Regions from separate parts of the Mus musculus genome. Here regions 1, 2 and 4 are each linked to region 3. Evidence: chromatin loops called from intact Hi-C (ENCODE). Cell type or tissue: gastrocnemius. All regions are shown on one strand. Links, peaks and the distances in the headings refer to the core of each region. The heading gives the core; the rest is flanking DNA. Region 1 overlaps Pecam1 (platelet/endothelial cell adhesion molecule 1). Region 2 overlaps Tex2 (testis expressed gene 2). Region 3 has its middle 8.3 kb from the start of Milr1. Region 4 has its middle 35 kb from the start of Tex2.

Evidence for each region. A loop is a pair of places that touch in the nucleus more often than their neighbours do. Peaks named below come from ENCODE experiments on the same cell type or tissue, not always from the same donor. Only the 100,000 strongest peaks of a DNase experiment are listed, where the experiment ranks them.
Region 1: a loop joins it to region 3, with 4 times the contacts of the local background. A loop is called at or near these places in 17 of 42 quality-filtered maps.
Region 2: a loop joins it to region 3, with 2.3 times the contacts of the local background. A loop is called at or near these places in 16 of 42 quality-filtered maps.
Region 4: a loop joins it to region 3, with 9 times the contacts of the local background. A loop is called at or near these places in 40 of 42 quality-filtered maps.

Annotation. Positions count from the first base shown.
Region 1 is chr11:106,676,003-106,683,284 of GRCm38, reverse strand. Pecam1 (platelet/endothelial cell adhesion molecule 1) reads left to right here. Exons shown (of 16, transcript NM_001305157.1): 11 at 332-405; 12 at 2,200-2,253; 13 at 3,674-3,736. Among named protein-coding and RNA genes, the nearest start is that of Pecam1, 36 kb to the left of the region's middle. In gastrocnemius, for the core only: CTCF peaks have their summits at 3,281 (motif pointing left) and 5,067; a DNase peak (open chromatin) is centred at 5,090; H3K4me3 peaks cover 800 bases; H3K27ac peaks cover 3,359 bases.
Region 2 is chr11:106,509,256-106,516,537 of GRCm38, reverse strand. It overlaps Tex2 (testis expressed gene 2), which reads left to right. Exons shown (of 12, transcript NM_198292.3): 9 at 2,826-2,951; 10 at 4,427-4,636. It also overlaps the pseudogene Gm17925. Among named protein-coding and RNA genes, the nearest start is that of Gm22711, 12 kb to the right of the region's middle. In gastrocnemius, for the core only: a CTCF peak has its summit at 3,179 (motif pointing left); a DNase peak (open chromatin) is centred at 3,171; H3K27ac peaks cover 1,267 bases.
Region 3 is chr11:106,739,313-106,746,594 of GRCm38, reverse strand. No RefSeq gene overlaps it. Among named protein-coding and RNA genes, the nearest start is that of Milr1, 8.3 kb to the left of the region's middle. In gastrocnemius, for the core only: CTCF peaks have their summits at 1,445 (motif pointing left) and 3,918 (motif pointing right); a DNase peak (open chromatin) is centred at 5,175.
Region 4 is chr11:106,644,514-106,651,795 of GRCm38, reverse strand. No RefSeq gene overlaps it. Among named protein-coding and RNA genes, the nearest start is that of Tex2, 35 kb to the right of the region's middle. In gastrocnemius, for the core only: a CTCF peak has its summit at 3,311 (motif pointing left); a DNase peak (open chromatin) is centred at 3,299; H3K4me3 peaks cover 320 bases; H3K27ac peaks cover 905 bases.

The DNA of each region.
Region 1 (7,282 bases), core at 771-5,770, 63 kb after region 3:
ACCTCTAAAATTTAAAAAAAAAAAAAGTCTTTGCATCCTTTTGCCAAGGCTAGCCTTAAATTCATGATCCTCTTGCCTTTACCTCCCAAGGGCTGGATTACCCAAGGGCATGTGGTACCACGACTAGCTTTTTGTGTCTTGCTGTGTAGCCCTGGCTAGTCTCAGAGTCACAGCCATTCTCCTGCCTCAACCTCCCCAGAGCTGTGATTACAAGTGTACAATTGTCATATTTCTTCTTGCTTTCTCGTGGTCTTTCTTTGATGGTTTTGTTGGTTTGGGGGAAGAATATCAATACATAATTTTCTCTTTTCTTCTTCATTTACATGTGAAGGCCAGCTGCTCCACTTCTGAACTCCAACAGCGAGAAGATTTCTGAGCCTAGTGTGGAAGCCAACAGCCATTACGGTAAATCCAAGTCTTCCTTTAATTACAAAAGTTTTTCCCAACTCAATGTATAAGGTAGGATTGGAGTAGAAGGGAAACCCCAGCTTCAGGCAGTGGTACCGTTACCGTATATAACAAACCATGAGAAGATTAGTGATACACAGCAAACAGAAAGGAAAGGCAGGACCTTTTCTGCTTTCCCCATCTCTGCTTCATTTCTTTGGGATGAAAAATGGAGACTGACCCTACTGCTTGTTGCCTCCATAGACTGAAATAATTAGGCAGTACATGGGAGACAGAAACCAGATTTTTTTTTTTTTTTTTTTTTTTTGAGACAGTGTTTTTCTGTGTAGCCCTGGCTGTCCTGGAACTCACTCGGTAGACCAGGCTGACCTCGAACTCACAGAGATCCGCCTCCCTCTGCCTCCCAAGTGCTGGGATTAAAGGCGTGTGCCACCACTGCCTGGCTTGAGAAGTCACTCTGGTGCAGGCCTCAGAGGAGAGAGGCTGCCCAGTGAGTCTCAGGACCCTTGGGTCTGTGAGAAAGTCACTCAGAGGCAGGTGTGGTGGCTCACTCTGAACATCTCAGCACTCTGTAGGGAGGAAGGAGCAGATGCAGATGGACATATTGGAGTCCATCTTGGTCTACATAGTGAGTTCCAAGCCCAGTTGGGGCTCCATATCAAAACCTTGTCTCAAAACAAGCAATAAAAACAAACAAGTAATTTGAATAATAGCACTGATTAGCACAAACACACTTTGGAAAACCATGTGTTCCTGAAGAATAGTATAATACCTTATATATAAGAATATCCTAAGGAAAACAACATGCTAAGATGTTTGTTTGTTTGTTTGCTTGCTTTATAGTGCTTGGGATTGAGCCAAAGCCTTCACACATTCTGGGCAAGGGCATTACCACCAAGCAAGCCTCACACTTCATTTTGTGTATGTGCACTGGTGTGATAATCCAGAGACACTGTTATTTCTTTAAGTCGTATTCTCATCAACTTACTTCCCTAACCAGACAATGTTAGCTAACCATCAGCTTTCATATTTATTTTTAGTCACTGGCCCTTTCTAGAAAGGAGCTTCATTTTTAATTAGTTCTTACATCAAACCATTCTGAATTCCAAATAACTCTCAAACGAAAGTGCCCCTCTGCAGCCATACTTTCTATCCAGGCAGTGGAGGGAGGGCCCACTGCATGCAGGAAAAGCTCACACCGCAGAGACAAAGGAGGAGACCCAGGGCCAGAGGCGAAGGTGCTTGTCACCTGGAGAGGTCAGACTTGACTTTCTTAGCAGTACTGGAGGTTTTAGAAGTACTGGGGAGATGGTGAAGTGTTTGCTGTTGCTGTGTGGATGTGAGGCCTTGGGTTTGGTTCCCTAGCACCTATATATAAGCCACATGTGACAGCAAGCACCTGTAACCCCAGTACAGGGGAGGTGGATGGAAGTGACCACACCCCATGGGCTCCATCATGAGCTAGTCCTGCTGAATCAGCAAGCTCCAGGTTCACAGAGACGCTGCCTCAAAAAATAAGGCGGAGGGAGAGTGATAGAGCTTCCTCTATCATGTGATGTCACACGAGCACACGCACACTTGTGCACACACACATATGCATGGGGGAGAGCACACACTCACACACATGCACTCACACTCACATCAATGGGTAAGGGCACACACACATACATGAGTGAGAACGAACACACACACACACACACACACACACACACACACACACACACACACAGTTACGGTTACAGGAAACTGATATCTATTGTCACTCATCCTGACTGTTAATTTTTCAACCAGGTTATGATGATGTTTCTGGAAATGATGCAGTAAAACCCATAAATCAAAATAAAGGTAATTATTTAAAAATTGTAGTAGAAACTTTTACATTAAAAAAAAAAAAATCACGGGCAGCTAGCTGTGTGCTGTGTGCTTTAATCCCAGCACTCCGAGGAGAGAGGCAGGCGGGTCTCTGGAATCAAAGCCAGCCTGGCGGACATAGAGAGTTCTAGAGCTACACAGTAATTAGTAAGACTCTGTCTTTAAAAATAAACAAATAAATAAATAATCACAGAGAAAAGGAAACGTAAACTCTGAGCTGTCTGGATAATTTCCACCCGTCTTAGAGGCTCTGTCTATATGAGCCTAATGGTAAAGTGTAGGTGGCCGGGTTTTTTTCTCCAAAGATGTTAGCCAGTGTTCTGAATGGTGATGCCTCCTAACCTAAGTAGAAGCAAGCTGTCATACCTAAAAACAACAACAACAACAACAACAACAAAAACAAAACAAAAAACAAAGAAAGAAACAAAAAACCTTTCTGGCTCTCCAAGTGCTGTAGGAAGGTGTTTCTCTTGGGTGGCTGAGGTGGAGAGTTTAAAGAAATTTTTTAAAGACAACTAACAATAGACAGTTTACTTCTGCCTAAGGCTTGTTGGCTTAAATCGCCTCTTCAAGATATTTTCTATTCTGTGCCGCTCTCTTGAGAACTGAAACTCCCAACCTGCTCCGTGAAGTCTCTTTGGCTACACCATCTGTTTTAGCTGCCAGCAGAACAAAACAAAACAACAACCAAAAAAAAACCTCTAATTCTGTGGGTCTTAAAACAGCGCAGGTTTTACGTAGTCACATCTGTAATCACAGCACTCAGGAGGCTGAGGCAGGAAGACAAGGTATTCAAGGCTAGCCTTGACTGTGTAGCAAGTCCGGGCTGCCCTGGAATTCATGTGGCCCTGTCTGAAGAAACAGTAATAAGGGCTGGAGAGATAGCTCGCTGTTAAACACTGGCTGCTCTGTCAGAGAACCCAGCTTCCGTTCCCGTACAGTGAATGGCTCACAATCACCTGTAAGGCTAGTCCCTGAGGATCTGACACCCTCTCCTGGTCTCCTGGGGTACTAGACACAACGAACAGCAGCAGCAATAGCCAGAGTTGAAAGCAAAAATAATTTCCTGGGTGCCTCCCCAGAGCCTGGAGATTTTGTTACCCAGAATGCCTCATTTTCTTTAAACACTTAGAGACTGGTAAGCTTGGTCCTACAGCATTCAAATCCATTTCCATGGCCTTGAGACTGGACAGGCCTTGACTGCTGGAGCCCATCTTGGGCTGCTGTCCACACCTATTGAAAATCCTCCCACACTCTACAAGTCAGAGAGGCTATGTACAGTGTCTGCTGCCCGAACCAATGTAGGGCTGACCGGAATAAAGGTTTCTAGTGTGGTTTGATGCCTCCAGAGGAGGTGCTATCTAAACTCACAGCGCTGTGATTCTTTTAACAGACCCCCAGAACATGGATGTAGAATACACAGAAGTGGAAGTGTCCTCCCTTGAGCCTCACCAAGGTAAGCAGCCCTCGCCAAGTGAGCCGAGCCCACATTAGGCTCTGGGCTTAGATGTAGATACCACATGAGATGCTGTGTACAGTCAGAATTGTCTCTTGGAATGGACATGGTCTTCTGTAGACCTACTAGGTGTGCCTAAGTCTGGAGCTATAAAACTGTGATTGTACTCTGCTTACTCACTGCGGGCCAGGCAGGGACTAAGAGCTGAGCACTCTTCTCTGGAAGAGTCTATGGGAGACTATAGTTTCCTATCCCCCGCCAAGTGTTCAGGCTTTCTTTCAGAGGCCAGCCCCTGCTCAGATGCACCTAGAAAAGTTGTCTGTGTGGACCAAACGTGTGTCAATCAAATGCATGCATAAAATGGAGAATATGGGGCTGGAGAGATGGCTCCATGGCTAAGAGCACAGACTGTTTGTTCTCCCAGAGAAACTGAGTTTGGTTCCCAGCATCTGTATCGGGTGGCTCACGACCACCTGTAACTCCAGCTCCAGGGGAATCCAGCGTCCTCTTCTGGTATCTGCAGACATGGCACTCACATTTGCACAGAGCCCCTACCACCGCTACCACACACAACAGATGGTGATGATGGTGGTAGTGGTGGTAGTGGTGGTAGTGGTGGTGATGGTGATGATGAGGGTGTGGACGATGTATATGTTACTTTGTTGCTGTGACTAAATGCCTGACAAGACCAATTTAAGGGAGGAGAGGTTTGTTTGCTTTGCTATTGGAAGCAATACAGTTCTTCACAGCACAGAAAGTATGATAACTCAGACAGGTTTTTAGATACTGTGTCCAGGGAAAGCAATGAATTCTGGGTCTCAGCTACATCTGTCCTCTTTATGCAACTTGGGACCACAGCCCATGACAAGTGTCAACCACATTTAGGATGGCTCTTTTCACCTCCATTAGCCCAATTTAGACCATACACAGAGAGAGGGGGGGGGCACCACGCGTGCAATTCTAAATCCAGTCAAATTGGAGATTACCCATCACAGAGGCCTTTCCTCCTTAGGGGGACGTTTGGGGAAATAGAGTCCTTTCCGTGTGACATGAGATCTGTGCCTTAGCTTTTTTTGTTAGGTGTGTGTGGTTCACTCAAGGGCAAGCTGCCCATAAGTCCATATCTGATTCAGTGCTGGGAGACAGACGCACAGTAGGTGGGTTACAGCAGATCTCAGCCGTTCTGAGCACCAGAAACAATACCCATCTCCCAACCCTTCTCCATCTTGGCCCACCCTTGGGCTGCTGTGTGCTTCAAAGGAAGCAGCCATCCCAAGCCTTCCGGCCCTTGGGAAGCTCCCTAGGACTGCTGCCATCTGTCTGCCTTTGCGTTGTGCTGGGTTCTCAGCCAAGCAACCCTGGGCAGTTTTCCAGGCTGGGCCTGCCAATCATTAGCTGGAGCCACTTGGTGATGGTGTCCTGAAGCCACCTCTTGCTCGATGATTTAGGACCAGTTCTGGAGTTTCTCTTCCATCTCTTACTTACCGAGCGTGGTTCCAAGTGCCCTGTCAGCAGTTATAGATGTGAAACTTTCCAATCAGTAGACATGTCCTGTGCAACACCACTGACACATCCCTGTGATCTCCGGTCAGAGCTGCCTCCAGAGGTGTGGACTGGAGACTTTAATGTGCTTTGCTGTATGGGCATGGGTGGTGTCCTGACTGGACCTGAGGGGTGGGGCACGTGGAAGGCCTGATGCTCTTGTCTTTTTTTTTTTTTTTTTTATTTTGGAGTGAAGTGTTTGACTCATTTTGGTAGCTGATAGTGACAGTGACATAAAGATGCCAGCCACTGTGTGAGACACAAAGGCAAGGGTGTTCCCTCCCTGGTGTGCGTGTAGTCTAAGTGGGAGCTGGGAAAACTAAAGAATAGATGGTATCAGGTGATTTTAAGTGCTGTGGATGGGTAGAGTGGGCTGCAGTAAGGGGATGCTTTCTCTCACCTTCGCTGAGCCATGCAAGAGGGCCTCCTTGAGAGCCGTTAATTAAGCAGGGGCTGAAGGTTGTAAGCAAGGCAGCTGCAAGGAAGACAGTTGATTAAGGGTGGGGCTGGTTAGAAAGACACAGGGAATGGAAAGGGTAGTTTTGGCAGGTCACAGCTAGCTAGCTCATTTAGTTTGGTCTGAAAGGGTTGCTGGGTGTGTGGTGCGTACCCACACTCAATCCCAAAGCATGGCTGTGTGACACAGGAGGACCAAGAGTTCAAGGCCATCCTGAGATACATGAGACCCTGTCTCAAAAGCATCAGAAAGGAGGCTCATGTGTCTGCAGAGACAGAAAGGATGGAGTTAGGAGGACAGGGTGATGCTGGAGCACATGGGGCCCCAAGGATTTCAGTCCTATTCTAAACGGATAAGGGAACATAAGGGAACATTTCTGGAGGCTTCAGGCTGGGCAATGGCTGGTTCTGAGCTCCTTCTTTAAAAAAAAATTCTTAGGGACTCTGGAGGAGTTCAGTGGATAGATAGGGAGGCCTTATCTTGTCAGTGTAAGGACTGGAGTGTGGGTCTCAAGAACCCACATAAATACTGAGTGAGTGTGATGGCCCTCCTGTAATTCCAGTATTCCTCAAAAAACAGACAGGGGCTTCCCAGGGCAAGCTGGCTAGCTAGACCAGCCATGTCCACATTCAGCCTCCATGAATATGGTGAAGAACTGTTGTTTGTATTGATACTAGATTTTTTTTTCCATACACTATATTCAGTTTTGTTTTGTTTTGGAGACAGGGTTTCTCTGTATAGCCCTGGCTGTCCTGGAATTCACTCTGTAGACCAGGCTGGCCTGGAACTCAGAAATCTGCCTGCCTCTGCCTCCCGAGTACTGGGATTAAAGGCGTGTGCCACCACCACCCGGCCATTCTCTCTCTCTCTCTCTCTCTCTCTCTCTCTCTCTCTCTTACTCTCTCTCTCTCTCTCTCTCATTAGAAAAAAAACAGGCATCCGTAAAAAATGAGGTAAAACACAATACAATAATGAACAAACCAGAATAGAGGAAATCAAAGAAAAGCTAAGGAATACACACACACACAGACACACAACCACACACACATACACGCAATCACACACACATGCATACATGCACACACAGAAGTCCCATAGAGTCACAAATCTGGGGAACTATTGAGAAAGATTCCCAGTCTTTCTCAGACCTCCATACATGTTAGTCCTCCCAAGACATACAACCACTGCACACATACCATACATACATACATACATACATACATACATACATACATACATATATACATACAAAAGCAAACTCAGGACCATCAAGGAAGTGGCCTGAAGAAGAACAAGACAGATGTGCTATCACTGTGCAAGAGATAGTGGGTGCCAGAAATGGATGGTGTCTAGGTGCACATCTGAGATCCATCACAGCTCGTGGCCAGGATTGGGGAGCCAGAGTCCCTATATTTCTTGCTGGAGTAGCTGCATGGACGGCTGTGGTGTTTGAGGATAAGATCCGGTTTGACTGGGTTAAGTCTAAGATGCCGGTGAGACACCCTAGAGTAGGAAGCTCAGGGGTCTGGAGCTCAGAGGCAAGCCAG
Region 2 (7,282 bases), core at 1,192-6,191, 230 kb after region 3:
GGCTGTCCTGGAGCTCACTTTGTAGACCAGGCTGGCCTCGAACTCAGAAATCCGCCTGCCTCTGCCTCCGGAGTGCTGTGATTAAAGACGTGCGCCACCTCACCCGACTCTGGTTTCTTTTTAGTAAAAGAAAGTGAATGCCTTCTGCGGCGAGTGAGGGCCCCACCCAGGGCTGTTGAGTATGTTTATTTACTCCTCACTGAAAGGCTTTTTACAGTAGCCTCTGGCATCTGTGTCATTCTTTTAACTACTCCAAAGCGATAGCAGTCAGCCTGCTTTACTGGTAGTCTAAGAAACTGCTGGAATGGGGCTGGAGAGCTAGCTCAACCATTCTTCCAAAGGACTAGAGTTCAAATCCCAGCACCCACACAGAAGCTCACAACCATTTGTAACTCCAGTTCCAAGGCCCTCTGTTGTCTTCTGGCCTCAGTAGGCACTGCACATGCATATAACACAGACCTGTGTCCAGGCAAAAAGAGAGAGCCAGACACACAGATAGGCTGACTGACTGCTGGAAGTTGCCAGAAGTGATAATGATTATTTGAACAAGAAATAAAACATTTGAGCCAGGCATGGTAGTTCATGCTGGCAATCCCAACTCTTGAGACCCTGAGGATGAGACTTAGCCGGAGTCTGAAGCCAGCATAGGCTACATAGTGAGTTCCAGGCCAGCCTGGACTACAAAGTGAGACCTCATCTCAAGAAAGAAATTTTTAAAAAGCCCAAGACAGACCATGATAAAATAATTTACTTTCTCTTGTGTCTGACTCTAGGCACATTTCTCAAGTGGTTTTTACCAGAGGCCGCGTAACTGGAATGAGCCTGTTTAGTGGCTCTCTGAGAGGATAGAACACTGAGTTGTGTTTAGAGCCAGTACTCACCTCCTACACATTTGTTCTGAGCACGTATACTGTGTCCCTAAAGTTCTTGTTGACGTCATAAGGTCGAGGGCATAACATGCACATTTAGTTGTAAAAACTGTGTCTGAGCCAAACATTAGTCACACAGTGGTCCTAGGTTCCACGAAACACGACTCCTATTTTGGATGATAGAAATGCATTTAGTCAAGATCGGACTCCACATCATCTGGTAGCCTAGGCAACAGTATCCGAATCACTCTCTTGAGGCTGCGGAGTGCAGCTTGGCCTCTGTCCTGCAGAGGATTCATTCATTCCGGGCCCTCAGAGCTCAGTGCAGAGCTCAGCTCACTGGTGGGGACATGAGGGTCCACGGCTCAGCAGATCTCACTGTGATCTCAGACGCTTTGTGCTGTGTATGGATGAGGGCCTGCCCCGTGCTAGGCTGTGTGTTAAGCCAGCTTCCACACCTGGCCGCATGAGGCTTGAAGGCTGGCAACACAGCTGTTTGGTGCAGATATGGGTCGGTTGTGTAATCTCTGACAGTTTACATTTCTGATTCTCCTTATCTTAAAAACCCAGTTCAGAGTTTTTTTGAGAATTGAATTTTCTGTATAGATTTGAAACCCAAGAGATCTGTGAGGGTGGCCTTCCCACAGGCTCTCCTAGGCAGTTCTGAACATAAAGGGCACATCACAGAAGCATTCTAAACTAACCTGGCCTGTTGGGGGAACAGGAAGCAGATATTTCAGATGAGGAGGGGCTTCTCAAAGGGACATCCCCTTCAACATTGAAGTCCAGCATGTGGGTGCAGCTCTGGCTCCATTTCAGAGTCGGGGTGAGCCGGATTTCTGTGTCCTGCCTGGGAGGACATCAGTGGGATCTTCTTACAGCCTGCTCTGGTTTCAGGGTGAGAGGCTCAGCCTGGCCCTCTCATGCATCGGCTGTGTGCTCTGCCCTTGACCCCCATTAATCAGGAGACAGTTACCCCAGTGGATTTCTAGTGGCTTAAGGAGGTGTTGAGAACCTGAGGGCAGTGGCAACAGGGAGGCTGGGCCTAAGCTGCACGGTCTTTTCTGAGTACTTTGCCCTGGTCAGCAGTACAAGGCTGTGTTTAGTGATCATTTTGTTGCTCAATAGTGTTCAGAGGCAGCTCTGTCCTTTGTCCCTGGCATGCCTAGCTAAGTCCCTGAGCTATAGAGATGGGGCCCGGGTAGTAATCTCGTAAGCAGGCAGACACCTTTGCTAGGTCAGGAAGCCTCCGGTGCACCTCGCACCTCAGAAGGAAACCTTGATCCCACAGCTCTGCTGGGGACCCTCTGGAACCCTAAAGAGTTTAATGAAGAGCAGTGATCTATAAAGGGGCTAGAAAGCCTGGCCTCTAAAAGTACCTAAGATCTATGTCAGGTGTTTTTTTTTTTTTGTTTTTTTTTTTTTTTTGAGTCCCTTGAGACTTGGCATCTTGTGGCTTTGGGCTTTCTCTGTGACCCCATCCCCAGGAGATGGAGCAGACATGGTGTAATGTATCTAATCTTACCAGTTCAGTCAAAACTAATCTGAGGGGCGATTAAGCCATAGACAAGAGACTTGCCTGCACCCCTCATCCTTAGTAAGGCTGTCACATCACCAGCATTAAGCTGCCATCATAACTGCCGCTAACTGTCCATTCTTCCATTTACCCCACCACCACCACCGCGACCTGGCTCCTACATTTTATGTGACTCCATCCCACTCTACCACCTGTCTCTCTGGTGCATGCTCAAAAGCAAACTGTTCTGAGCTCAAGTCCTCTGCAATCCTGTCAGGGGACTTGGTGCTAGAATTTACTGTGTAAGCAGCCAATCCAAGAACTCTTGGATTCTCTTAGTGACATTGACAACATATGACAGAGGTTTCTTCTTGACCCTCTGTGTGTGTGCGAGCGCATTTGCACATTCGTGCACTGCCGGTGACTTCCTTTCTATGCAGTTGCAGGCCCAGGGCATACTGTCTGGCTGACAGTGATGAAGAATCCTCCAGTGCTGGCTCCTCTGAGGAAGATGACCCACCAGAACCCACTGCTGGAGACAAACAGCCGCTCCCCGGGGCTGAAGGGTGAGTGGATGGGGCTTCTGGAGGCTCTGGTGGTCAAGGGAGCAGCCAGGAGTCAGCCTGTCTTTCCCTTCCCCTCTCAGCTTCTTCCTGCACACTGAGTAAAACACCCTAAAGGGAAGACTTTGGCTTTGCCTTGCAGTGTGAGTAAATATAAGAGGCTTTGAAGGAAAGGCTTGTCTCCAGAAGTGCTGCCAGGTCTTCAGAGAGTGCAGACTGCATACCACCTCCCCCTGGTGGTCCAGAGAGAAAGGAACCCTGCACATCACAGCCTCATCTGCTCGCTGTTGCTCTCTATGGAGCTCAGATGCTTGGGTTATTTCTTTTGTGACTTTTGAGACTGTGGATGACCTAGCTGCTCTTCTGGATCGTGAACTTCCTCTGGGGGCTCTCTGGGTCTGTTCCTTTGGCAATGTAATGGTCAGAGTATATCTCATGCCTTTCTGTAAAGACCTCTACATTATTTAAAAGGAAATAAAGAAACCTAAGGTTTACAGCACCAGGTAATTCAGAAACTTATAAGTGAATAGCAGTCTGCTCTCTTCGAAATTGTACAGAAGGTGAGAAGAGAGCACAGATGTGTGCCCAGCCCAGTTGGTACCTCTTAGAACTATGGTTTAGGGTTAGAGATGCTGTTGGTTGTAGCATGCTCATCCAGCATGTGCACGGCTCTGGGTTCAACCCCAGGATTCAGCACACACACATGTATTTCTGTGGATACTCTATCCATGATGTCTGAAACTCAGAGGATGTGAAGAAGCCAGCTGCCATGCTTCCTGTGTCTGTGATAGTGAGCAGGACCAGAGGCACGTGCTACTGTCCTTGGCTTGCTAGCATATCCACTTGATGTCGCTTTTCCCCTAAGTTCTAAACCTATAAAGGTTCCAAGGCCTTTGAGAGGCTCCAGGCGTTGGTGTGATAGTGCATTGAACTGTTGCTTTGCTGTCTGTCGGGTACAGCGTTAGCTCTGGGTGCTTTCTAGAAACAGAGCTTTCCCAGTAGGACGAGGACTCGTGCTGAGGCTCAGAGTGGCACAAAGGAGCCTTCTCCTGGGTGAGATGACTCTGTCCGGATGTCTGGGTATCCGCTGTCCGGTCAGAATGTTCTGTCTGACCGGTGTGTTCTCTAAAGTAGTTCTCAACCAAAAGGGATTCAGCCCCCACGGAGGGGGGGGGGGTTGAAGGATGGGGGGGGTGGGCACATGTTTGATTATCTCAAAAGGGAGAACACTCTTGCCATCTAATCCTTGGAAGCCAAGGACAGTCCTCCTCAAACAGAGTGCCCTGACCGCTGTGTGTGTCGTGTCGCAGTGGGAAAGCTATGTGGAGTCACAAGGTTCATGCCAGTGGATGGTATTCAGGGCCAGCGAGATGGCTTGACCAACATTTGCTGCCAAGCCTGACAGCCTGACTTTGATCCCTGGGAACCCTACTCCCCCAACACCCACACTAACACGGCTCTGCATTCTGTATTTGAAGGTACGTTGGAGGTCATCGAACAAGCAAGATTATGAGGTTTGTTGATAAGATCACCAAATCAAAATATTTCCAAAAAGCAACAGAGACAGAATTCATTAAAAAGAAGATCGAAGAAGTCTCTAATACACCACTGCTGCTAACTGTGGAAGTGCAAGAGTGTCGAGGGACCTTGGCGGTCAACATCCCCCCACCACCGACTGACCGGATATGGTGCGTATATTCCCTAAGTGATCCCTTTACCACGTGACTATAAAGTCCCAGTCTACTTAACCCTGGACAAGAGCATTTGCCCACTGTTTTTAGTAGACTCCTGTCAATCATTAATCATTGTGTTTTTGTCCATGACTGTCTCTTGTACTTTTTGTTTGTTTGTTTTTTTGGTTTTTTTGAGACAGGGTTTCTCTGTGTAGCCCTGGCTGTCCTGGAACTCACTTTGTAGACCAGGCTGGCCTCGAACTCAGAAATCCGCCTGTCTCTGTCTCCCAAGTGCTGGGATTAAAGGCGTGTGCCACCACCACCCAGCTCTCTTGTACATTTTTAAGGGTGATCTTCATATGTTAGGAAGAGTTAAGGTGAGTGTGAGGTTTGTGGGAGAGGCTGTTTCTGTCCTTGGTCCTCCTCTCTCTTAAGCTGACTCATCCACCATTAATACCAATCGCCCTTTGTAGTTAGCCCCGTCTCTGCCCAGCCTGGGTTGGAGCCACAGCACTGGTTCCGTCTTTCAAGGCCTTCCTGCTTGACAGATGACAGTCATACTTTTAGCAGGTCCAGGCAGGGAGGAGACGCTCCTGGGTGAGGTCTTGGTGTTGTGATAGGAGGCTCTCTAAGGAGGAGGCTCTGGGTGGAAGTACCATTGGGTGGTGCTGAAGATACAGCACCCCCCAGGGATCCTGACTGCTCGTCCAGAGATCCTGAGTTCAAGTCCTAGCAACCACATGGTGACTCACAACCATCTCTAATGGGATCTGATGCTGCCCTTTTGTGTATCTGAAGACAGCTACAGTGTACTCACATACATAAGATAAATTTTTTTTAAAAGTCCACATTTATATACTCCAGAAATAGACACTGCTAAATACCTTACTATACTAGGTTTAAAAGGTTATTCTAAAATAGTGAGTTGATACAACATTTTTTCTTAACTGCTGAGTTTTAAATAGAGTAAGAAACTTGCTTAACATGTTCAAGACCCTTTTTCTGTCCTTCACTCCTCAAAAACATAACCTAAGACACACTAGAAGCACGGCAGTCTGGCATTTTCCTGCGTTTCTATAGCACTGTCAGCAACAGATTACAGGTTTAGGTAGTTTGATAGCGCTCAGTGTCTTATCTAGACTTTTTAAAAACGTTAAATACTGAGTTTATTTCACATGTATATTTCTGTCTCCCCACCATCCCCATGTCTGCCCACCAGTGTGACTACATCCTATCATGACATTCCACTCATACTTACAGCCAAGGAAAGGATGGAGTGCCATCCTTGAAAACCAAACAGGAATTTTAGATAACACATTCTTGGCAATGGGAGCATGGACAGAATTTGTAGAATGCAGTAGGGAAAGCTTTTACTTTGCATTATGAAAGGTCAGGCATCTCGATATCAGCTGCTACAGAAGTGAAGTAAGGCGGGGCGGTGGTGGCTCACGCCTTTAATCCCAGCAGTCCGGAGGCAGAGGCAGGCAGATTTCTGAGTTCAAGGCCAGCCTGGTCTACAGAGTGAGTTCCAGGACAGCCAGGGCTACACAGAGAAACCCTGTCTCATAAAACAAACAAACAAACAAAAAAACAACAAAAAACAGAAGTGAAAACAACAAAAAGCAGAAGTGAAGTAAAATGAGATATTTCAAGCTGTTTAAACCACTTTTTTTTTTGGTTTTTCGAGACAGCGTTTCTCTGTATAGCTCTGGCTGTCCTGGAACTCACTCTGTAGACCAGGCTGGCCTCAAATTCAGAAATCTCCCTGCCTCTGCCTCCTGAGTGCTGGGATTAAAGTTGTGCACCACCACACCCGGCTTTTTTTTTTTTTTAATTTATTTATAAGGGTACACTGTAGCTGTCTACAGACACACCAGAAGGAGGGCATCAGATCCTGTTACAGATAGTTGTGAGCCACCACGTAGGTGCTGGGAACTGAACTCAAGACCTCTGGAAGAGCAGTCAGTGCTCTTAACTGCTGAGCCATCTCTCTAGCCGCCTTAAACCATTTTCTTATAGAGGTCTTCTCCACTGCCAGAAGTCTCCAGTACCCTCCTGGCTGGTCATTGGAAGCTATTCTTCACACGATTTATGAACTTGGCTCCACTGTTTGTTTTTTTTAAAGGAACCCCCTCCTCTTTTCTAGACTTGTTTACATTTTTGCCATAATATCTTCTACAGAACCAGGTCCTTTTCGTGTTTGGGAATTCTTTTCTGTCTTTTGAAGGATTCTTTGGATTCTTAATCTTGGTGTAGGTAGATTGGAGGTTTTCCATTTTGGCTTGTGTTTAGTGAGTTTTTTAGGAGAGTGTCTCATAGATTTCTTCCGTGGAGCTTTTTCTTCAGTTTCCTTATCATCTTCTTCATCATCATCATCTCTATCACTGTCATCATCTGCATCACATTTTACTTTTTTCTGTGGAACCTGGTTCCCGCCTCCAGGAGCAGAACACTTCGTGGGCACACAAAGAGCTTTACACCCTGCTCATCCTCATCTTCTGACTCTACATCTTGCTCTACACTGCTAGGTGCTGTCCACTAATGTGCATGGGTCCTGAGCCACACTTCCACCTTCAGACCACAGCTGGTGTACTTTCAAAGCCCTCAAGGGAACCGTGTTGTGCAGTCATTGCCAGTGTGACTTTGAATGAGGTGCCTTCA
Region 3 (7,282 bases), core at 871-5,870:
GTGCTGGGATTAAAGGCGTGCACCACCACGCCCAGCTGAAAATTTTCCTATTGAAGATGTTTTCTGTGCCTTTGAGCTGGGAATCTTCTCCTTCTTCTTTTCCTATTATTCTTAGGTTTGGTCGTTTCATAGTGTCCCAAATTTCCTGCATGTTTTGTGTCACACACTTTAAAATTTTTGCATTTTCTTTGACCAAGGTATCAACTTCTTCTATGGTATCTTCTGCATCTGAGATTCTCTCTTTATCTCCTGTCTTCTGTTGCTGATGCTGTGTCTGTAGTTCCTGTTCTCTTCCCCAGGTTTTCCTCGTTTGCTTTCTTTGCTGCTTCTATCTCCATCTTCAGGTCCTGGACAGTTTCACTCATACCCTTCACTTATTTGATTGTGTTTTCCCTCGATTTCTTTTTTTTTTTTTTTTGGTTTTTCGAGACAGGGTTTCTGTGAATAGCCCTGGCTGTCCTGGAACTCATTCTGTAGACCAGGCTGGCCTGGAACTCAGAAATCCGCCTGTCTTTGCCTCCTGAGTGCTGGGATCAAAGGCGTGCGCCACCACGCCCGGCTCATGCTTCATTTTTATTAGGTATCCAGGGCTTGCTATAGCAGGATAGCTGGGCTCTGGTGCTGCCATATTGCCCTGGGTTTATTGATTGTGTTCTTATGCTATCCTTTAAGCTCCTGGTTTTCCCTGGTGTTGGCTGGAAGGTGGGGGGAGCCATGGAACAGGTAATGAGGTTAGGGGACCCGACTTTGCTGGCTATGCCTCAGGTGGACCCTATGGCAAGGGATTGGTGGAGCGATGTTCCCAGCTGGTAGTTCTGGGGGTCTCTGCAGTCCTTCACAGGGAAGCAGGATGCTCTTAGGGTCCCACAAGGCTCCTCTGAGCCCAGAGCCAGACAGTGGAGGTCAGGGGACCATGCTCTCAACTCACCTGTTCTGGCTATGCTCTAGACTGGGACTGAGAAGAGATTGGTAAGGTAGGGTTCCAAGCTGGTAGTTCTTGGGGCCCCCAGAGGCCAACACAGCCCATCAAATACTTTAAGGTTTTTTGTTTGTTTGTGTTTTTTGTTTTTGTGGGGTTTTTTTTTTTTGTTTTTGTTTTTGTTTTTTTTTGTTGTTGTTTTTGTTTTTGTTTTTCAAGACAGGGTTTCTCTGTATAGCCCTGGCTGTCCTGGAACTCACTTTGTAGACCAGGCTGGCCTGGAACTCAGAAATCCACCTGCCTCTGCCTCCTGAGTGCTGGGATTAAAGGCGTGCTCCACCACGCCCGGCTGGGTTTTTTTTTTTTTTATTAGAAAAAAAGAGATGTCTTTAATGTTTAAATGTAAAGGTGTTTAAATGGATAAAGGCACTGAGTGCTCTTCAAAAGGATCTAGATTCAATTTCTAGCACTCACATAACATCTGGAAACCATTCATAACTTCGAATCCAGGGACTCTCATGCCCTCTTCTGGTCTCCATAGGCTCTGCATGCATGTGACACCTAAACACACATGCAGGCAAAATACCATTACACATAAAATAAAAGTAAGTAAATCTTTTTTTAAAAAAGAAAAAAGCTTATCAGGAAAACACTTTAAGAGATGTGTGATTCACATCTCTAATATCATCGGAGGATGGAGATGTCACATCTGCAGAGTTCACAGCCAGCTGTTCCTGGGCAGCATAGTTTGCCAGGTATTCTTCAGAGTGTGATTTATTGAAGAGGTGACCAAGGCAGAGACTAGAAAGTCATACAAGTTTAGGCAGGACCTAAGCAAAGACAGGGATTTCAGCTGAGTTCCACACTGTCTGATGTCAGGGGCCCTGAGTTTGTGTTATACTGCAGCATAAGTGCTGGCTTTTATTCCTGTCCCACCCCTCAATCTTTAGTCATTGGTCGCAGGCTTTGGTGGGGATGTGTGTGGACTTCCCAGGTTCCTTAAGACAAGGTCACCTGTCCTCAACCCAACCTGAACCAAGTAGCCTCTGACAGCGTCAGATCCAACAACAAATTAGAGATCTAGACACCGGGGATGTAGCCAAATCAGCAAAGTGCTTGCTTAGCAGGTTTAAAGCTCCAAGTTTAATCTCTAACGCTGCATAAAACAGTCATGGGGTACATGCTTACAATCTCTGCACTCAGGAGATGGAGGCAGGGGAACCAGAGGTTCAAAATCATCCTTGGCTACACAGTGAGTATGAGCCAGCCTGTGCTATGTGAAGCACTGGAGAGTGTGTGTGGGAGAGGGAGAAGGAGAGGGAGAAGGAGAGGGAGAGGGAGAGGGAGAGGGAGAGGGAGAGGGAGAGGGAGAGGGAGAGGGAGAGGGAGAGAGAGAAACACACTTTTAAACCCAATACCTGGGAAGCAGGGTCAGGCAGGTCTCTGAGTTCAAGGTCAGCCAGGACTACACCGTGAAACTCTGCCTTGAAAAACAAAAGCAAAATAAACAAAACCCATAAAATCTATCTAATTAAAGCCACACAATTAACACCACAATCTAATTTTAGAATATTTGCATACTTTTTTTAAAGAAACCCGTGCTCAATGAGATATTTAAAAATCACTTTTTAAAAAGGGGGAGCCAGTTGTGGTATAAACACCTATTATTAACACCTTGACTGTGAATTTGAGGCCAGCCAGGACTACAGAGTGAGTATGAGATATGCCAACGGCACTGGCTGGGTTTGTGTCAAATTGACACAAGCTGGAGTTAGCACAGAGAAAGGAGCCTCCCTCGAGGAAATGCCTCCATGAGATCCAGCTGTAAGGCATTTTCCCAATTAGTGATCAAGGGGAGAGGGTTCATTGTGGGTGGTGCCATCCCTGGGCTGGTAGTCTTGGGTCCTATAAGAAAGCAAGCTGAGCAAGCCAGGGGAAGCAAGCCAGTAAGTAACATCCTTCCATGGCCTCGGCATCAGCTCCTGGTTCTTGACCTGCTTCAGTTCCAATTCTGACTTCCTTTGGTGATGAACAGCAGTGTGGAAGTGTAAGCGGAATAAACCCTTTCCTCCCCAATTTGCTTTTTGGTCATGATGTTTTGTGCAGGAATACAAACCCTGACTGAGACACCTACATTACATAGCAAAACCTCAGGCTCTACGAAGATGAGAGACCTGAGAGCTGCATCTCAGTTGGCAGAGCGCTTGCCTAGTATCTACCACTGTAAAAAGCTATGTGCACCAGTGCATACTAGGGTCGTAGTGTAGAGGCAAGGGGGTCAAGGACATCTTCAGTTACATCAGGAGTTTATGACCAGCCTGGGCTAGGCAAGATCATATCTCAAATAAATAAATAAATAAATAAATAAATAAATAAATAAATAATAGCCAGAGTGGTACCTCCCTGTGTCTTAGCTGTCACGAAATAGAGGCAGAAGGGTCAGGAGTTCAAGATCTGCTTCAGCTGTCTAACAAGTTTTGAGACTACCCTGAGTTTCATGAGACCCTGTCTAAAATAAAGTAAAATAATCACAACAACTTGCCTCACCCCAAGAAAGCCAAAATCCTGAAAAGAGAACTAAATGTGTCAGAGAGAGAGAGAGAGAGAGAGAGAGAGAGAGAGAGAGAGAGAAGTATTTAAGATAAGCTATGGTGTGTGTATATGTACACGGCTCTATGTGTGTGTGTGTGTGTGTGTGTGTGTGTGTGTGTGTGTGTGTGTGTGTGTGTGTGTGTGTGTGTGAGTGAGCCTGGGATTGAACCTAGTGCCTCATAACACACTAGATAAACACCCTAACCTTTAGTATTGCTGAGGCTGGTCTTGAACTCACAATATATCCAAGTCAGGACTTGAATTTTTTTTTTTGTTGTTCTTGTGCCTCAGCCTCCTAAAAAGCTCGAAACCCAGGTTAATGCTGTCACATCCTGCTAAACCACAGATTATAGCTGTAAATTTTTCAGATTTAGGGAGAGCTGTGTGTTCAATTTTTCTAATTTCCATTAGATGGCGCCATTGTCAAGTTTCTGTAATTTTTAAAGTTCTGGGATGGAAGGAACCTTTGCCTTTTATTGTCTTGTTTTGACTCTCTCTCTCTCTCTCTCTCTCTCTCTCTCTCTCTCTCCTTTTTTTTTCTGGAGTCACTTGGAAGGATGGGGGGTGGAAAGGATAAGCTAAAGCCATTTAGTCCTGGACTGAAAAGTACCCGGACTGTACGTGAAGACTGCCACATAGGACAGGTTCCTGATTGTCTCCGGTGGAAACGCTGTCAGCTACTCTTTTTTTTTTTTTTTTTTTTTTTTTGGTTTTCGAGACAGGGTTTCTCTGTGCAGCTCTGGCTGTCCTGGAACTCACTCTGTAGACCAGGCTGGCCTCAAACTCAGAGATCCACCTGCCTCTGCCTCCCCAGTGCTGGGATTAAAGGCGTGTACCACCACGCCCGCCAGGCTCTGTCAGCTACTCTTGAGCCATCTAGAATTTGGAGCAAGCGGAGGTCTTTGCTACCTCTTTGTTGGAGTTCTCTACGATCTTTATTTCATAAACCTCATTATTAGAAGATTTTTATCCAAAATGTCACTGGCATAGTGGTAGATGACTGTGAATCCAGCATTTGGGAACAGATATTGGAGGATCCAGAATACAAGACCAACCTAAGCTACATAGAAAGACTTTGGAGGTCTGGAGGCCTGAAGCTTGCTATGTAAGCCACACTGGCCTTGAACTCACACAGGTCCACTTGCCTCTGCGTACTGAGTGCTAGGATTAGGCCCTGCACCACCATGCCCAGCTATATCTCCTTCCTCCCTTCCTCCCTTTTTCCCTCTTTCTTTTCCTTCCTTCCTTCCTTCCTTCCTTCCCTCCCTTCTCTCTCTCTCTCTCTCTCTCTCTCTCTCCCTCTCCCTCTCCCTCTCCCTCTCCCTCTCCCTCTCCCTCTCTCTCTCTCTCTCTCTCTCTTTCTCTTTCTTTCTCTTCAAGATAGGGTTTCTCTGTGTAGCTTGGCTGTTTTGGAACTCTCTCTATAGACCAAACTTGTTAGAAGACAGCTCTTTTCCGGACAGATCACACCAGGCCAGCACAGTTCCACAAAAAGAAATTTTCTTTTTTTTGATGGGGGAGGGGGAAATGAGGAAGAGAAGAAAGGGGGAAAAAAGAGGAAAAGAAGGCAAGGGGTCAGGGCCTCTGTCTTGTATTTGGGCTGTGACATAAATGGCATGTAATGACGCACACAAATGAGGCACATGCCAGGAGGATGGGGCGGTTGCCATGGCAACAGCCGCACAAGGGCCATAGTCCCCTAAGGATGTAGTCATAGCTGGATTCGGAGGCTGACTGTAAAACCGCTTCTTCTTCTTCTCCTTCTCCTTCTCCTTCTCCTTCTCCTTCTCCTTCTCCTTCTCCTTCTCCTTCTCCTTCTCCTTCTCCTTCTCCTTCTCCTTCTCCTTCTCCTCCTCCTCCTCCTCCTCCTCCTCCTCCTCCTCCTCCTTCTTCTTCTTCTTTTCTTTTCTTTTTTAAGATTTATTTATTGCCGGGCGTGGTGGCACATGCCTTTAATCCCAGTACTCGGGAGGCAGAGGCAGGCGGATTTCTGAGTTCGAGGCCAGCCTGGTCTACAAAGTGAGTTCCAGGACAGCCAGGGCTATACAGAGAAACCCTGTCTCAAAAAACCAAAAAAAAAAAAAAAAAAGATTTATTTATTTATTGTAAGTACACTGTAGCCGTCTTCAGACACTCCAGAAGAGGGCATCAGATCTCAGTACAGATCGTTGTGCGCCACCATGTGGATACTAGAATTTGAACTCAGGACCTTCGGAAGAGCAGTCAGTGCTCTTAACTGCTGAGCCATCTCTCCAGCCCTGTAAAACCACTTCTAATGCTAACAAAGCTGTCCTCAAACTCAGGAGATCCACTTGCCTCTGCCTCCTGAATATTGGGGTTAAAGGCGTGAGTCACCATTACCTGACTTGTATTTTTCTTTTCTTTCTTTCTTTCTTTCTTTCTTTCTTTCTTTCTTTCTTTCTTTCTTTCTTTCTTCCTTCCTTCCTTCCTTCCTTCCTTCCTTCCTTCCTTCCTTTCTTTCTTTTTAAAGCTTGTGTCTTTGTTTTAATGTAGAGTGCCTGTAAGTGCACCCCATGCAAACTAGTGCCTTGGGGGCCAGTAGAGGGTGTTGGATGGCCTGGAATTGCAGGCGCTGCATGTAGGTGCTAGGAACCGATAGAAAGCTGCCAGTGCTCTTAACTACCCAGCCAGCTCTCCAGAGCTGATTGTCCTATTCTGGGGTGCCCTTACAAACATATTTCCTGTCCCCCGCCCTCCAGAACTGAAGGTTGAACCTAGAGCCTCAAGAACACCGGGCAAGTCCAGCACCACTACACCCCAATCCCCATTTCAATTTTGATTTGAAACAAGGTCTCAGTATATTACCTACGATTGCTTTGGACTCTGTAGCCCATCAGCCCCGGACTTGGGCTTTCCTGTGTCAGTCACTTGAGTAGCTTGGATCACATGCCTGTATCTACAGCCGTGGCTTAAAACTACATCTTGTTACCTGAAATTCAAGTTTAGGTGAGCATCCTCTATTATATTTTCTAAGACTCTGTATGTTGTAAATATATGCAGTTTGCAACTGTCACCCCAATTCAGTCTCAGAAACTTTCCGTCACCCCAGAAAAGTCCCTTCTTGTCCATTTGCCACCACTCCCAAAGTTTGTTTTGTTTTGTTTTTGTTTGTTTGCTTTGGTTTGTGGGGCTTTGGGAGATGTTTTGTTTTGTTTGTTTGTTTGTTTTGGAAACAGTGCTTCTCTGTGTGGCTCTGGCTGTCCTGGAACTCACTCTGTAGAGCAGGCTGGCCTCAAACTCACAGAGATCCACCTGCCTCTTTCTCCTGAGTGCTACCATGCCCAGCGGAAATATCTCTTCGTAAGTGTCGAGAACTGGCTGTTTCATAATTTAGTTAGTGTTAAATCATTTGCATGTGGAATTTGATTTCATTTTTAAGTAAGGCCAGTGGGGAAGCTGTCCTGGGTGGAGTTTGCCTGTTGGCCTCTGGGTTGCACGGGGGGGGGGGGGGGGGGGGGGGGGGGGTTATTTCAATCTCTTGGTGTTCCTTCCATAGATGTGGCCAGGCTGAGCCTGGTGGCCTAGAACTGAAGGTGGGATCTCTTCCACTTCCAGGCAGAACAGGCAGGAAGGGAGGGGTTGGCGGATATTCAGAAGGGCTGTGTGAGCCCACCATATGCCCATATGCTACTCTGAAAAATGTTGGTCCTTTGTTGTCTGCACAGTCTTAAAGGGCCATATATCCAAAGGAAATATTAGGGATAATGTGCCTAGGACTGTGCTCAGGGGCCAGAGCGTAACCAGCTGTGG
Region 4 (7,282 bases), core at 738-5,737, 95 kb after region 3:
GATTCATGCCCAAAACAAAAAACAAACCAAAAGAAAAAAGAAAAATGGAGGTGTGAGGGTTTCATGTCTGTGGGAGGGGGGGGGGTATCTTGATGGCCTTCACCATGTGGAAAGACCAAGCCTAAAAGTGGGCTGCACCATCCCTGAGTTTGCACCTCTGGACGGTAGACGCCTAGAGAAAGCCGGGTGACTGCCAGCCTGGCCTGCATTCATTTTCTCTGCTCTTGACCCATGGATGGATGGGACTAGCTATTGCAGTAAATCTCCAACCCCAATAAACCTGTGCAAAGAGCTCACAACTCAGTTGTAATATTTATAAGCTGCAGGTCTAGATTGGGCAGATTTACCACTACACTGCTCTATTCCCCAGCTGTGAGCCAACTATAAGCTACTACAGCCTACAGCTGTGAGTTGAGATAAATCTCTATCCCCAGTGCTGCTTTTTGTCAGGTATTTTTAAATTTTAAAAAATATTTATGTCGGGCATGGTGGCGCACACCTTTAATGTCAGGCAGGCGGATTTCTGAGTTCGAGGCCAGCCTGGTCTACAAAGTGAGTTCCAGGATAGCCAGGGCTATACAGAGAAACCCTGTCTTGAAAAAACAAAAAAAAAAAAAAAATATATATATATATATATATATATATATATATATATATATATATATATATATATAGTGTTTAGACTGCCTGTGTATGTGTGTACCATGTGTGCCTGGTTCCCAAGCAGGTCAGAAGAGGGCATCGGATCTCCTCAAACTGGAGTTGTGAGATGCCATGTGTGTATGCTTAGAATTGAACCTGGGTCCTCTGCTGAGAAAAAGTGCTCTTAACCGCTGAGCCCTCTGTCAGAGTGCTTTCTCAGAGCAACAGGAATGAAACTAAGATACCCTGTGTGGTGCCAGAAGCCTGTATGTAATTCTAGTACTGGGGAAAGTAGAGGCCAGAGGTCAGAAATCCAAGGTCAGCCTTGGCTACTTGGCCAGCCTGGGCTAAATGAGAGCCCCAATTCAAAACCAAAACAAACAACAACAAAAAGTGTGTCCTGTACCAAGACAAGTTTATTTTGCAGGAGGGTTCTTGGTGAGGTTACTTTTAGAAATTGACCAAAGGGCAAGTTCTTTTTATTTTATTATTTTTAAGTTATATTCTGTGTGTGTGTGTACTGTGTGTGTGTGTGAGATATAGGTTGAGAATGAGGGTGCACACATGTGTTCGTGCACATCTGGAGGTCAGAGAACAACCTTGGACACTGGTTCTCTTTTGCCCCTTTGACCTGGGTCCCAGGGAATGAACTCAGGTTGCCAGGCAAGCATCTTTACCTACTGAGCCGTCTCACTAACCTTCAACTTGGTCTTCTAAAACTTTTATCGTCTTTATTTAAGTGCTTTCACGTGTCTCAGTTTATGCCACGTGTTGTATGAATGCCCTTGGAGGCCAGCGGAAGGCATCAGATCACTTGGAAACGGAGTTAAAGCCAATTGTGTATTGCTCAGTGTGGGTGCTGGGAACTGAACTCGGTTCCCCAGAAATAGCAGCAAGTGTTCATCGCAGCCGAGACATCTCACCAGCCCACAACATTCTCTTCAGAACTAACTTAGGGGCCCATGAGAACTGCCTTAACTCAGTACCCACTAGGATCCAAACAGCTCCCACTAGGCCCTACCTTGTCATCACCTTATCACCTCGCATCTAACACACAAGGACTTGAATCACTCAAACCAAATCTACCTTAGCAAAGGCTGAGGCCACTGAATACCAGGTAAACGCCAGCACCAGGCTCCTTACAGCCCGGAGATTACCAAACTGCTAGAGTCAATGCCAGATTAAAAAAAAAAAAAAAAAAAAAGAACATGGGGCGGGGTGAGGGTTGGGGGGAGAGGGGGCAGGCTGCAGTTGGGACAAGGAAAAACAGAGTGGTAGAGGCCACTTTAAAACATAACCATCATGATTTTTACTTATCAAAAAGCCACCAGGAGCTGGCCTTGGTGACATATACCGGTCATCCCAGTACATAGAAGGCAGCCAAGGGCTACACAGGGAGACTTCTAAAATACAGTAGTAAAAATAACAGCAATAGGACTGGAAAGATGGCTCAGCAGTTAAGAGTACTATCTGCTCTTCCGAAGGTCCTGAGTTCAAATCCCAGCAACCACATGGTGGCTCACAACCATCTGTACAGCTACAGAGTACTCATATACATTAAATAAATAAATAAATAAATAAATAAATAAATCTTTAAAAAATAAATAATAACATAATAACAACAACTAAGGAATGAAGAAGACTTTTTTTTTTTTTTTTTTTTTGGTTTTCAAGGCAGGGTTTCTCTGTATAGCTCTGGCTGTCCTGGAACTCACTCTGTAGACCAGGCTGGCCTCAAACCCAGAAATCCACCTGCCTCTGCCTCCCAAGTGCTGGGATTAAAGGAATGTGCCACCACTGCCCGGCGAAGAAGACATTTTTTAATGTCTTTTTAACAGACAACTGTTCTCTCTGCTCTTCAGTGAAGAACAATTTCCTGGTGCCAAAAATAGGAAAGGTGAATTTGCTGAGTAGACAGCAAACTCTATCTGGGATACAATAAGTAGATGATATGATATGGGAGAAGATGGCCCAGGCTATGGGGGAAAGGCTTGATCTGGGAAGTGTGTGTAGGGAACTACGGAGCATCTCTCATTCGGTAAGAATTAACTGGGAGCCTCCTTAAGCTGAGTTTTGAAGCAGGGAGAGGTGGAACACGCCTATAACCCCAGCACTGCGGAGGTTGAAGCAGGATTGTTGCAAGATACAGCGCAGTCGAGGCTGCAATGTGAGTGGAAAGACAGGAGGGAAGTCTGGGACTGGAGGGATTGGTCTCTGCCCGAGGGCTCAATACTACTGTTCTTGCAGAAGACCCAGCTAATGACAAACGTCCCTTGGTACAGGAACAGGGAGACTAAAGGGACAGAGCGAGCAGGACAGCAAAGATGAGACCACCTTTATTGCTGAACCAGATAAACAGTGAGGTTGCCTTATTGTACACAGATCCATTTCTTCAAATGCCTTCTTGAAATGTCTTCTCCAAAAGCCTTCTTCACACTCCTGTCACCCGAAGGGTAGGTTAGAAATGACGAATCTCGGGGCACACCCTGTATCTACCAAACACCTTGTGACCTGTGTCTCCCAAAGCCAAACCTGGGTGACTCACTAGAAGCCCTGCTGGAAAAGACGCCGCGTGTCTTTACAAATCCACAGAGCCTTCTAGCATATTTCAAGCGGTTTCGGATCCCCACAGGTTTTCAACAGCTTTTGCGGCTCATGGGCGGCAGAGATCGCCACCTGGTGGCCGAGTGTGTTAATAACATTTATTACCTTCCTAGGTCTTAATCCTCAAGAATTGGACTATCATATTAAAAGTAATTACAGTTTTAGCACAATTGTCTTGGACGTTTTTTTTTAAAAGATGGAGCCCACAGTGTTGATCTCCTCCTGCTTGACTTCAGGCAAGACAGGACCAGTTGCCTCATGTTCCAGCCACGGTACCTTCCTTGGTGTGAAAGTTGATACCCTTAAGCTATGAACAAAAGCCACCCCATCCATGAGGGGCATTTGTCAGGGATCTCTTCACAACAATGTGACATAATTGATGCCCGTGACAGAGAAGACCGGGCAGACCAAGGAAGTGTTCTATGTCAAAAGAGACTGAAGAAAGCCAAGAATGTTGAGTGTTGGCACTTAGAATTTCAGCACCAGGGGGTCTGGGACAGGGGGATGATGAGTTTGAGGTTGGCCTGTGTTACCAGTATATAAATAGATAGATAGGTAGATAGATAGATAGATAACTGAAACTATTGAGACTACATGCGTATCTGCACCACAAAACCCTAAATTGGATCCCAGACTTAAAAACAAAAATGTGGGTAAGAAGGCAAATCTGGCAAACACCCTGACAAGCTTCATGAACCAGCAGTCTGAGTTCAGTTCCCAGGACCCATGTGTAAGAGGCAGAAGAATTGAATCCAAAATCAAATACTTGATACTAAGGGAGACAAAGTCAAAAAGAAGGAGGAGGAGGAGGAAGAGGAGGGGGAGAGGAAGAGGAGGAGGAAAGGGAGGAGGAGAAAGAGGAGGAGAAGGAAGAGGATGAGGAAGAAGAGGAGGGGGAAGAGGAAGAAGAGGAAGAGGAAGAAGAGGAGGAGAAGAAGAAGGAAGAGGAGGAGGAAGAGAAGGAAGAAGAGGAGGAGAAGAAGAAGGAAAAGGAGGAGGAGGAGAAGGAAGAAGAGGAAGAGGAGAAGGAGGAGGAGGAAGAAGAGGAGGAAGAGAAGGAGGAGGAGGAGGAGGAGGAGGAGGAGGAGGAGGAGGAGGAGGCCAGCTTTGGTGGCACAGGCCTTTACTAGTACTCAGGAGGCTTAGACGTGAGGACCTTGAGTTCCAGGACAACTTGAACCATTTAGTGAGTGCGCTCCTTCCTCAGAATAAAGAGAAAAGAGAAGGCTGAGTCAGAGTGGTGGTGTACACCTTTAATCCCAGCACTCGGGAGACAAAGGCAAGTTCATCTCTGAGTTCCAGGCCAACCTAGTTTACGGAGTGAGGATTACACAGAGAAACCCTGCTTTGAAAAACCAGGGGCGAGGGCGGGAGTGGAAGAGTGGGGCTGAGGCTATAGGTAGAGCCTAGCATGTGGGAGGGCCTGTATAACCATATTTTTTATTCTTCTGTAGTAATGATTGTCTCATGTAGCTGTCCAGCAGCCACGGAGAACTGGGTACCGGAAAGGGGGGCTGGAAATGAAAAAGGACAGGCAGGCAAGAGAAGGATGAAGCCAAGACAAAGGTCTTCCGATCAAGACTCAAAGTTCAATATTCAGCTCTGTGTTTATATAGGGAAAAACCCACAGACCCATCCTTTGTTTCAGCTGGATTATGTTGTAAAGTAAGCTGCTCAAGGATGGGGGAAGGGCACAGTCTTCAGAGGCTTACCGCCTCAGTCTGCTAACCCAGGCCTAGTCCTGGAAGCTGCTAGCCTCCATAGAATCTAATCTAGGCCTAGAACGTTTTCGGCCTTTTAGACTTACTGCTGAACAAGCGTACCCTTTCTTGTTCTGATATCTGATTGGCTGGTTCACCTCAGCTGTCGTAGCTCAAACTCTCTAGACTCTTCCAGGTGCCTTTAGGTGTTTCCATTTCCCCAATAATGGAGCTGACCTGCCAGCAGTTTCTTTTAGTTTTTCGAGACAGGGTTTCTCTGTGTAGCCCTGGCTGTCCTGGAACTCACTCTGTAGACCAGGCTGGCCTCGAACTCAGAAATCCGCCTGCCTCTGCCTCCCAGGTGCTGGAATTAAAGGCGTGCGCCACCACGGCCTGGTTCCTGCCAGCAGTTTCTTGACTGCTCCCCCTCACATACAAGTGTCTGTAAAGAAATGGAGCTCCCTGAAGTTCAGACTTCCTAATTTCTCTTATTCTTGTGGAGGCCTGCTCCTTTTAACATAACTGTAGCCATTTTGTATCTCCATTCTGCTCAAAAGGTGAAATCAAGTTCTGACAGAAGCCATCTAGGAAAGGCTATGGCAAGCCAGTGAGTTTCCTGGAGATGGCCCACTGGTTTGCATGGTTTCAATGGGGAGACGGCTCAGCGCCAGAGACTTCGTCCCAGGATCACTTCTCACTGCTGATGTGCCTTTCCTGCCACTATTACTTAGCCCAATGGTTCCTGGGCATCAGTTAACCTTATTGGGCAAATTTCCTGCAGATCAACATGAAGATGGACTTTCATGAATTGATGCTGTTTAGATGAATTAATGACTTCATAGAATTCAAATAATTTTAGGAAGAAAGTTTAAGGAGATGATTTTAGTCGTTTTGTCAGAAAGATGGAATAGAATTACAATCAAGAATAGAATGTGGCTGGGCAGTGGTGACACACACCTTTAATCCCAGTACTTGGGATGCAGAGGCAGGCAGATTTCTGAGTTCAAGGCCAGCATGGTTTATAGAGTGAGTTCCAGGATAGCCAGGGCTATACAGAGAAACCCTGTCAAAAAAAAAAAAAAAAAAAAAAAAAAAAAGAATAGAATGTGTCCACTCTTCATAGAACAGTAAGTAAAGGCTGCATAATAAGGAACACAATGAGCTGTCATGACTCACACTGAGAAGAGAAACAGGCTTGGGACAGAATTGTGATCAAGGAAAAACATTCATTCTAGGTCAGGTCCAAGGATGAAGCCACAGATGTGCACCATGATAAAGTGAGGCTATGTGAAACTGTTGCTTTGAACTTATAATGAGCTTATAGAATGAAACATTGCTTTGCAGGGCCAACCAGTGAGGTTGACTGAAGCAAGTAGAGGTCCTAAAAATTCAATTCCCAACAACCACATGAAGGCTCACAACCTCAGCTACAGTGTATACATAAAATCTTTTTTAAAAAAAGAAACATTGCTTTGAACTTATTATCAACATTCTTCTGTAATTCCCCTTTTGTGTAGCATTTTATCTGTTAGGTAATTTTATAAAAAAAACTTTTGTCTAAGAAGGTATAAATTGCCAGAATGAAAAAAACAAAGTGTGGCTTTTGGGGCTCTGCACCATCCACTGAATGTATATATGTATATATCTATATTCAGTATATATCTGTCCATATGTACATACACATAGACACATATGTTCATAGGTATAAGTGTAGGCTTAGATTTTTCTTCTCTTTTTTTTTCTTTAAAGATTTATTTTATTTATATGAATACACTGTAGTTGTCTTCAGACGCACCAGAAGAGGGCATGGGATCCTATTATAGATGGTGTGAGCCACCATGTGGTTGCTGGGAACTGAACTCAGGTCCACTGATCCATCTCTCCAGCCCCCAAAGAAACACTTTTTGGTTTTTTGAGACAGGGTTTCTCTGTATAGCCCTGGCTGTCCTTGAACTCACTTTGTAGACCAGGCTGGTCTCGAACTCAAAAAATCCGCATGCCTCTGCCTCCTGAGTGCTGGGATTAAAGGCATGCGGCCAACACACCTGGTTCGCTTAGATTTTTCAAAACCTACTTTAATAAGAGCTCCTTTTTATTTTTATTATTATTATTTTTAAGATTTATTTATTTATTATATGTAAGCTGTACTCCAGAAGAGGACATCAGATTTCGTTACAGATGGTTGTCAGCTACCATGTGGTTGCTGGGATTTGAACTCGGGACCTTCGGAAGAGCAGTTGGCGCTCTTAACCACTGAGCCATCTCGCCAGCCCCTATTTTTATTATTTTTAAAGGTTTATTTATTTATTATATGTAAGTACACTGTAGCTGTCTTC